2 separate regions of the Mus musculus genome follow, and region 2 is linked to region 1. Evidence: chromatin loops called from intact Hi-C (ENCODE). Cell type or tissue: left cerebral cortex. All regions are shown on one strand. Links, peaks and the distances in the headings refer to the core of each region. The heading gives the core; the rest is flanking DNA. Region 1 has its middle 14 kb from the start of Gm34788. Region 2 overlaps Agtpbp1 (ATP/GTP binding protein 1).

Region 1 (5,375 bases), core at 217-5,216:
CATCCCTTTGAAACAGAGCTGGGTTTCTCCTTGTTAACCTAATCCACTTCCTGTACCCATTCGATCCCATGCAAATGTCTCTTGTTTTATTCCATTCTCAGGGCAACAGTGATAAAAAGACCCTGTTGCAAGTTGGAAGTCCACCCAGTTACATTCTGTTGAAACATAAATTTTTCAAGACAGTCTGCACCCTGCTCTCTTACCTCCATCCCAAATAAGTCTCATGTATGGAGCTGAATTGCTATCTGTCCATCAAATGCATGTGTGCCCAATTTACATGAGAAAATGGCTAAACAGGAAGGTTTAGATGCTAGAGCCAGAAATCTAACCTTTAATTTGATTTATTTGTAGCACAATCCTCCCTATTGTTACCTATTCCCTAACTGCATCTAGACAACAAGACAACTTCTCTCAAACTACTAGAACTGGGCATTTGTCTAGTAAACTTGAACTCAAAAGCTCACAGTCCTAGTCAAATAGCACCAGGTCAAATCTATGAATTAACACATACTTCAGGAAGGAACCCAAAGTGGGTGATATTATCTTGATGCCAACGGGCGTCTCATTATGTAAGCCCGCAGCTTCCCCTTTACATTGGTGTACTTACATTGAAATCTGTTCGGAACAGGTTTTCATCACTTGCCAACTGAAGATCTCGGCTGATTGAAGTCAAGCACCTGACATTCCAGAGGCGCCTGCTAGTCAACACCACCTTGCCAGCCACACTGGAGTGTGACCAGGGCTCATGGCCACACTCCAACCAGAACTCATGGCCATACTCCAACCAGGACTCATGGCTACACTCTACCCAGGGACCATGACCATACTCTAACCAGGGATCAAGGCTACACTCTACCCAGGGCTCATGGCTACACTCTACCCAGGGCTTCTTCAACAACAAAATGAGACATCAGAGACACCCTAGGACATGCAAATGGACTTCTAAAATGTTTTTGTTAAACAAAAGAGACAAGCGTAAGACAGACTATCATGTGGTCCCACTTATGTCAATGTTCAGAAAGAGTGAGTCTGCAGAGACAGTGTAGAGTAGTGGTCACTGGAGTCTAGGAAAAAGGGGAAGACCTAGCAATAAGTGTGTGAAACAGAGAAAGTCACAAGGGTGGGCACAGAACTCCAGAGGTCTGGGTTTGATTCCCAGCACCTCGGCAATGGTTCCCCACCCATCTGTAACTACAGTTTCAAAGGATCTGATGCCCTCTTCTGGCCTCCATGGGCACTGTCCACATATGATACACATACACATATACAGTCAAACACCTATGCACATAAAAGTAAATATCTTTTTTTAAAAAACATTGGGCCGGCCGTGGTGGAGCATGCCTTTAATCCCAGCACTCGGGAGGCAGAGGCAGGTGGATTTCTGAGTTCGAGGCTAGCCTGGTCTACAAGGTGAGTTCCAGGACAGCCAGGGCTATACAGAGAAACCCTCTCTCAAAAAACAAACAAAAAACAAAACAAAAAACAAAAAACATTGTGTTGTGTACTTGAAGTGGGTGAATTATATCATATGTAAAATATACCTCAATAAATTACTTTTTAATTCTCAAATTCACAGGCCTGGTCTAGGGCAGCCGATCAATGGTTAGAGCACAGGCTAGACACATGTGAAGCTCTCTGTTCTATCCTAAGACCAAATTTTTAATAACTGCTTTAAAAAGTAGAATTCACAAGAATATATGCAAAAATCCTTCTCAGGTCATAAGAGTGGCCACACCCACGTGGAGCCCTCATCTCACGGTTGCTGGAGGTTTTACAGTTTGGATGCTCGAGTTTCAGGTGTGGGCTGAGTCCATAAATTCCACAAGACTGACCCAGAAGCTTTGGGTAATTTTCTGCTAAGATTTATTTATTTATTTTATTTATATGAGTGCACTATAGCTGTCTTCAGACACATCACCAGAAGCGGGCATTGGAACCCATTACAGATGGTTGTGAGCCACCATGTGGTTGCTGGTTGGTAGGAGTTGAACTCAGGAGCTCTGGAAGAGCAGTCAGTGCTCTTAACTGCTGAGCCAGCTCTCCAGCCTCCACCTTGGGTGTTTTTAATGATGATGTGTCCGGCCTTTACGGCCTGCTGGTGCTCCCACTTGTGTGTAGCCGGTTTTGCTTGATTGTATCATGGTCTCTTCCATCTCTTTCCAGAGCTTCCTGGAAAGGACAAGACAGAGAGAGACCAGTAAGGTAACCTCAGCCAACAATCCTGCATATCTGTAGCACGCAGTAGAAGCCCTGTGTCTGCACTACGTGTGGGAGCCAGGGCACTTGTGTGTCATTTGTGAAGCACTGGTGGCCCGCCGCCAACCACCTCCAAGCAGAGAAGTGAGCCAAGCCCAGCATCAGTGAGTCTAGTTTGTTTACAGAGGAAACAAATAATTAGAGCAGATCAAAGGCCCAACGTGATAATTAGAAACACGCTCTTCCACGCTGTTCAGAGGCTGAGGATGCCACCCTCCAAGATGGAGAAAAGCCACCAGGCGCTGGTTTAAACCAGCCCCGCACTCTATTCCAAAACATTGGATTGCTTTCATTTCTCTGCGGAACCTATGTTCCGCGTTATGCTATTTGTTCTTCTTAGCCTGCTGGCCTCCTTGTTTCAGACAACCCCCTGTGCATTGTTATCTCATGCTGGTCCCAGGCCCCTATCCAGAGCTCTCACTGATGGTTAATGGAGCGCTCTCCAGACTCTCCTTTCTCTGCTCTCAGGGTGGGCCTGTCTGGCCCCCACCGCACAGCAGCTCTGCGCATGCTCAGTAAGACGCATGGCGCTGTCAGTTCAGCAGCAGCCCATCCCCTTTGCAGGACCTTCAGTAGCCGCTTTGCTGCCACCTTACTCTTCCTTCCACTGGCCCCTTTGTTCACAGAGGAAAGAGATGCATTCTGCTGACCAGGTCTCACTGGGAGATGCTTTCCCTTCTGTTCTCACCAGTGTCTCAAAACCCTTTTGTGTGGCCAGCCTGGTCTACAAAGTGAGTTCCAGGACAGCCAGGGCTATACAGAGAAACCGTCTCGGAAAAGAGAGAGAGAGAGAGAGAGAGAGAGAGACAGAGAGAGAGACAGAGAGAGAGAGACAGAGAGAGAGAGACACAGAGAGAGAGAGAGACAGACAGAGAGAGAGACAGAGAGACAGAGAGAGAGAGACACAGAGAGAGAGAGAGACAGACAGAGAGAGAGAGAGAGAGAGAGAGAGAGAGAGAGAGAGAGAGAATGAGACTGTCTCAACCTTAGAAAGCCGGACAGGGAACCACACAGCAGTGTCACCTGAGTTGCTCTATATGTGAAGAGGTTTGGCATACAGGAATCCCATCAGCTTTGACCCACGTGCTGTCACGTGTTTATGTCGGCACTTTGGGTCCGGCCTGATGAATATGTAATTCTTTACTTCTTTCTCCGAAATCTCCGTGGGAAGGTGGAGGCGAGGCAGGAGAACCAGAAACAAGGAATACAATTCTCTCCCTCTTTATCAGAGCCAAGTCCTAGATCCATCCTGTCCATGCCTGACATCTCCGAGTATCCAACCACTCCCTCCTTCTCTTACCAGTTCTCCCAGCAGACTCAAGCCAGCCGTGCACGTGTGCCCACAAACCTGCAGTACGCAATCTCATAGGGAAGAAGCCAAGAGGGAGAGGGAGATAAGAAACTGGAGAGACTGTGGAAACCTGAAGAGGGGGTGCTGTCACACCAGCAGGCAGTGGCTTCTTTGGGCGTCTGCCCTATGTGGTGTCTGGGGATGAGTGGGGTGTGGGGTGCTGTCAAATCATGCACTGCTTGCTACTCAGGCATCTCCCCTATGTGGTGTCTCCAGCCACTGTTCCCAATGGTTCATCTCAGACCTGCAGTTCAGTCACAAGCCATTCCCATCTTTGTCCTGACAGTCCTATAAATATGTAATCCCTGCTCCTTCTCCTGACCTTTCTCTTCAGTTCATCACTCTGTGGTCATCTGACAGCATCGCCATTACCCATCTGTTCTGTGTACACGCTCAAGTGTCCCATTTTGTCACTAGGGTCTGTCTCCACAGCAGGCCTTGGACTCCCCCACCTCTGCTCTTCTGGTTTTCACATATCTGAGCCATCCCCAGATCTTGTGGACTTCCTTGTCACTTTTAGGCCTTGGCACTGACACAGGAGTGAAGAGCATAACTTTTGTAGAAGTAGCAGCATACAAAACGTCAACATAAAAACCAGTAGCTTTTCGAAATATAATGACAGAGACAGAGAGAAAGAGAATAGAAAGAGAAAAGAGAGAGAGAGAGAGAGAGAGAGAGAGAGAGTTGCACACACATAGACAGTGCACACATGTGCACACACAGTAAGAGCCCTAACACAGCACAACCACTCTAGCTCAGCACAAGGCCAACACCCTCTGCTTCCTGCCCAGGTTGATCAATAAGTTGCCACCTTGCTTTCCTATTTAGGGGACTTGGAACTTTCTGTTCAAGGAAGCAAGCTGAGGGAATGCCTCCATTCTATAAGGAAAGGGAGTGGACCTGCTCTAGCCTGAAGGAAGGACAAAGCCTTGGGGTCACTCCCTGCGTGGAGTGCAGGATGAGGAAAGGAAGTGGGGATCTACTGTGCAGCCAAGTCTCCCAGAAGCATGTCACACAGCTTCTGTGTGCTTTGGTCCACAAGGCTGGTCTCCCATATAATGAAGTCGGCAAGTGGAAACTTCTAGAAGACTGCCTAAAGAGAGATCTTTGGGTCTCAGGGCCCCATTCTCAATGATGACCACTGGTTATGTGGGGTTCGCAGGACTGGATTCGCTTCCAGGAAACCCAGCTGTTATAAACTGAGTCACCCTTCCCAGTCTCTTCCTCACCCCATCTCTGTGCACCTTTAAACTCTTCTGCAATGCTGCGCCTGACCAGAAGGACCAATTGTGGGCCCTAATACGTGTGCCACACTGTTTGGACCTTCTAGTCACCAGAGTCATGAATCAGGCAAACCTCTGCTGTATGAAGAACCCAGACTTTTTGCTTTATGTTGTAGCAATACCAAATTAACGGACACAAATGGATACAAAGTCCAATGACGGTGAGTTTCAAGGCTACCTGTTAGGGCTTCAGACCCATACCCTTTCTGGTTTTAGACATCCAGTGTAGCCCGTGTCCACAAGAGAGATGTCAAGACTGAATGGGAGTGGCCACACCTGGCCCTCTACTTGGAAGAGGCAGTTGGAGCCTTGGCTGTATGGTATCGGTCACTTTCTGCCCTTCCCTTGGTCCTTAGCTGGACTCAGTTACTTCAGCTTTGTCTGAGCACTGCGAGGCTTGTGGGCAGCAGTAAGTGGTAGCCAGCAGACAGGCCCACTCATAGTCTGTGAAAGGCAACAGAGACTGCAGCCTAGCATCTAATCCC
Region 2 (5,375 bases), core at 194-5,193, 50 kb after region 1:
AGGAAAGAACCAAACATCAAAGTTGTCCTTTGACCTCCACACAAAGCAGTGGCAGGCGCACCCACCTTCCAACACCAGCCCCACAGTATGCATAAATCAGTGTTAGGAACCTTCACAGTCAACAGGGAGGTAGGGAGCTCTGAAATGCACACACAGAACTGATCACACAACAGCAACTGTTCAACATGGGCAGCAAACACCTGCGACAGCATCCTGTTCATAGCTTTTAAAAGTCCTTAAGTATTGCTGACATAGGCATTTAAAGATCTGCTGTTGACTTAATTTGTAAAGCTCTAAAAACGCTTTTAAAAATTTATTCACACACGTAGATATTCAAACTATTCTTCATTAACTTCATCACTGTCTCTTGTATGGGCAGATAATGGCAAATGCTAAGAACTAAGAAACATACAAAACAGTTTCTTCTCTGAATTGGCAGCTAACTGAAGAGGTACATATCCCTGTAGTGAGAGTTTGGTTTCTTTAAGAACCCAGTTATGTTATGTGAATATGTTTTTGTTTTATTCCCAGGTGTGGGACAAGAGGCTGCTTCACAACAGGTGATTGTGATTTGCCGGCTGCACTAGCTGGGGTGTGATCTTTGCCAGCTGCAGAGAGTTTAATTCTGGAGACTTTGGGGAGGGAATAAATAGGAAAACTCCAAGAGGGCCTGGGAAGGAGACTGCTGCCGCCGCCCCTGCTGTTTCTTTTTGTCAAATGGTCGTGAGAAATGAGACAAGAAGAAACTGGATATTCTGAAGACAAAGACTGGACTTGCCTCAACTCAACACCCCTAATCAGCAGGAAGAAACCTAGAGAGGTCTAGGTCCCCGTTCCCCTCTAACCTTGTTTCTCTCCTACCTAGTGTCAGGGGTTGGAAGGAGTTGGGATGGAATAAGGATTGGAAGGGAAGTCGAGTTATAAGAACCCAATAAAATAGTAAGAACCCATGCCAACACATGTTATCATACATGTTCTATGGAAGTTACGGGCTATAAACAAAACAAGACACACATGTTGACCGAAGACAACTATGTTCTATTTATAACTAACACAACAGTCTCCGATCCTTAGTAACAGATTTCTGGAAAACATATGCAACACAAAAATATAGTTAACCAATGAATGCTAAGTTGCACAGAATTCCAGTTTGGTCTGAGAGTAGCCAGACGAAAAAGCAAAAACTCCTGTTATCACTCCTTACACAGAACAGAACTTAACTGTGTTACAGTCGTGCACACTGCAGTGTGAAAAGAACTAAAGGGTACGTAGAGAAGCAGGGATATTCTGATATTGATGGCCTGAACAATTCTTCCAGAACCATGCCCACCACTGCCCGGGTCAGCACTAGGTCGCTGCAACATTCTACCACAGAACAGGTGACCCAAGAGCACCTTTCTATGGAGCTACCATTAAAGACACTACAAGCACTCTGAAGTGGAGATCAGGGTACATATTTCCTTTGTTTCTTTTTCTTATTTGTGTGCTACTTATTTATTTTGCTAACAAACACGGAGGGATGGAACCTTACTGAGATGAAGCCCATTTCTTTCCCAGAAAGTAACAGAATTTAAGATATAGGTTTTTCCAAAGAGAACATAAACTGTTATGTTAGTTTAAATTTTAGACGTCATCGTCTTCTGGCAAAGCTACAAGAACGAGACAATCAGTGCTAGTTAAGGACAACATTAAGAGTCAAAATCCACTTTATGGAAAATTCAAGACTAACAAGACAGAAACTGCCATCCAAAGGAGATAAACACCAAGACCAAAATTATAAACATACAGAATCTTGTGTGACTGATGGGAAATGATCATTAAAAGATAAAAATTTAAAAATTATTTTTATTTTGGGAGAGGTTGCAAGGGCAGAGGGCAGAGATAAGGGAACAGGAAGATAAGTGGGGTTAAGGTACATGTTATGAAATTCACTCTCCCTCCAAAAAAAAAAATCAATAAAAAGTTAAAAACACAGGATTTTAAATGTTCAGTTTAGATGCAAAGGTTTTCAAACCAGAGCATTTCTTCTACTATGTGCATTCATATTCCAACAGAAGAACATAGGAAACTGGCATCTCACTCAAACGGGCCTACGCTGTTCCTCGCAGCTGACAGCAAATGGTGTCCTCTGAGAGTATAAAGCACATGTTCTATCAGTAAAGAAACACAAGACAAAATCCATGCTGCCAAAGAGCACATCTGTGCCCATCTGCCGGAGAAGCTGGACAGAGTTGTAAGTCAGATACGTACATGGTTTCCATTTTAAGAGATTAGCCTAAAAGTCTGTGTACATTAGGGAAGTATTTCTGAAAAGACAACAGCAAATTTGTAATCACGGGCCTTCTCTCGAGGAAAGGTCTGACCTACTTACACAACAGCCGAGGCAGTCGTGAGGTAGTAAGCCATACCTCCTACCCTTCCCGGCACAGAAACGCACATAAGCAACCACCAGGCGCTCCCAGGGCCCAGCACAAGTACATCAAGGATAAAGGTCATAGGGAAAACTGGGCTGAGGGACGAACAGTGGGAAGAAGTGCAGCAACTATGTGGTGTGAGATACACACACCAAGCTCCTAATGTATTTTATAGGAAGGAGAATAAGCATTATATGCAAACATTTTATCTACAGAATTAGAGTAAAATAGGAAGCAAGGTCTAAGACTTCTCCATCGACATCATTTACAAGCAAAGCCGTAGCCATACACAGGCAAATAATCGTACTCCACCTGCTCTCCCACACAGGCTCCAGGACCACCTCAGGAGAGGAACAAGAAAAGGTTCTACAGGTCAGACTCAAACAGAGACTTCTGGACGTAACAGGACAGCTGTGCCTATGAACTCAGGGCAGCTGAGACTGCCTGCAGGCACCAGGTGAACAAGCCTCCACTCCAATCAGGGACACTATGGACATTTGATGGCTTCTGGGGCAGAGAGAGTTGGTTTTCTTTAATGGTGTGGCCCCTTTGCAGGTCAACCATGCTCCAACGGATGTCCCCAAACAGGTATATGGGCAGCACGAATTAGACTCCATGGTTATTTTACAAAAGGGGGGGGGGTGAAGAAAAAGAGGAAAAGGAAAAGGAAGAGGCAAGGTATCGGGGGTTGGGGAGACAGGAGTGGGGCTGAAGGAGCTAGAGGCAGGAGTGGGGCTGAGTAGGGTCTAAATACACTGTAGGAAATTCCCAAAGAGTCAATAAAAAGTAAGGTCACTATTGCTGGGTTAAAACACCATGACTAAGTAAGGAGGAGAGGAAAGCATTTATTTGGCTTACACTTCCACAGCACTGTCCATCTCTGAAGGAAGCTAGGACAGGAACCTGGAGATAGGCGCTGACACAGAAGCCATGGAGGGCGCTGCTTATTGGGCCCCCATGGCTTGCTCAGCCTTCTTTCTTACAGAATCCAGGACACCAACCTAGGTGTAGTACCGTCCACATCAGGCTGGACCCTCCCACATCAAATTACTAATTAAGAAAATAACCTACAGGCTTGCGTCCTGTCCAGGCATTTTCTTAATTGAGGGTCCCTCTCTTCCCCTGACTAGCCAACATGCATACTAAGTGTTTTCACTGTTACACTGAAAGGGGATAGAATGGAGCCTTCTGGGAACCTCTGTAAGAATACTCACTTGTAGTAACAAATGTCAGTGCCCATACGGATCCACCATGGTCTGGCATTTAGTGCTTCCTGAACTGAATACATAAGTGGCTGCATACCTTTGAAAGAAGAGGAAAGGAAAGAGAGAATTCTTTTCAGAATTGATGTAAAAATGAATCCTGCCTTCTAGAAAGCACCAAAATTTCAGGAAGACTGGGGTATACTGCATTTCATTATTTTAAGATGTATTAGAGAAATATGAGTAATTTCTTAAACTATAATTTAATCAATATCCCCTTTTAAAGTTCAACTAAAATGGAATAACTTTAGAGTGAGTGGCTACCAATTCTTTTCTGTTAAATTGTTGTTCAAGTGTCAATTAAAGATAATTTTTACTCCTTGTAAAAAGTAAAATTTAATAAAGAAATCGTGTAGGGAGATGGCCCCGAAGGTAAAACTCATCTCCCAAGCATCAGGCTCCATTAACCCTCAGAAGCCACGGAGAAGCTGCACCTGGCTGTAATCTCCGTGCTCCTAGATGAGAGGAAGCTCCTCCAGTGAGCTGGCCAAAGCAGCAGCCCACCACAAAGGCAGACACACCCTGGCCTAAGCAAAGTGTAAAGGGCGCCATGCACACACACACACACACACACACACAGGAGTGTGCACAAACACAGACACAGTTACACCACAGTACACACACATGCACACACACACACAGAGGCAAGTGCACACACACCACAGTACATGCACATGCAACCACACAAAGACACACCCTGGCTGAAGCAAAGTGAAAGGGCATCATGCACACATACACACAGGCATGTGCTCACACACACACCACAATAAACACACAGACACAGGCACACCAAGTGCACACACATGCATACCACAATGCAGGCACAGCCACATGCACACTCACACACAATACTCAGCAATAACTCCTCTAATTCTTTATAGAGTCTCATGTGCACTGAGAAAAACCACAAAAATTTGTGTGTGTTTTCATTCCTTCTCTACAGAAGTGTTAATATGGCTTGTGTCCTGGCTAGTCTTACATCAATATGTCATAAGCTAGAGTCATCCCAGAGGAGGGAACTGCAACTGAGGAAACGTGTCCCTAAGATCCAACTGTAGGACTTTCCTTAACTAGTGACTAATGGGAAGGGCACAGCCTACTGTGGGTAGGGCCATCCCTGGCCTGGTGGTCTTGGGCTGAGCAAGCCATGGGCAGCAATCCAGTGAGCAGCATTCCTCCAAGGCCTCCGCATCAGCTCCTGTCTCCAGGTTCCTGCCCTGTGTGAGTTCCTGTCCTGACTTTCTTTGTGTAAGATGAGTTAACCCTTTCCTCCCCAAGTTGTTTTTTGGTCAAGCAGACGATGTACTTTCCTGGATGAGCTTTAATATGAACTAACCAGTACCCCCGGAGCTCGTGTCTCTAGCTGCATATGTAGCAGAAGATGGCCTAGTCGGCCGTCATTGGGAAGAGAGGCCCCGAGGTCTTGCAAACTTTATATGCCCCAGTACAGGGGAACGCCAGGGCCAAAAAGAGGGAGTGGGTGGGTACGGGAGCGGGGGGGGGGGGATTTATAGGGAACTTTCAGGATAGCATTTGAAATGTAAATAAAGAAAATATCTAATAAAATAAAATTTAAAAAACAAAAACAAAATCTGCACTGCGTGCCCAGGCACAGCGGTGCTCTCCTTTCACCCCAGCACTGGAGAGACATATGTGGAAATCTGTACCCCAGGCTAGCATAGTCTACATGGTGAGATTG

The links. Peaks named below come from ENCODE experiments on the same cell type or tissue, not always from the same donor. Only the 100,000 strongest peaks of a DNase experiment are listed, where the experiment ranks them.
Region 2: a loop joins it to region 1, with 7 times the contacts of the local background. A loop is called at or near these places in 6 of 42 quality-filtered maps.

What each region holds. Positions count from the first base shown.
Region 1 is chr13:59,428,969-59,434,343 of GRCm38, forward strand. No RefSeq gene overlaps it. Among named protein-coding and RNA genes, the nearest start is that of Gm34788, 14 kb to the left of the region's middle. In left cerebral cortex, for the core only: no CTCF peak of the experiment used is centred there; DNase peaks (open chromatin) are centred at 2,364, 2,690 and 3,563; H3K4me3 peaks cover 562 bases.
Region 2 is chr13:59,478,889-59,484,263 of GRCm38, forward strand. Agtpbp1 (ATP/GTP binding protein 1) reads right to left here. Exons shown (of 26, transcript NM_001377097.1): 18 at 3,629-3,716. Among named protein-coding and RNA genes, the nearest start is that of Gm34788, 64 kb to the left of the region's middle. In left cerebral cortex, for the core only: no CTCF peak of the experiment used is centred there; a DNase peak (open chromatin) is centred at 2,149; H3K27ac peaks cover 660 bases.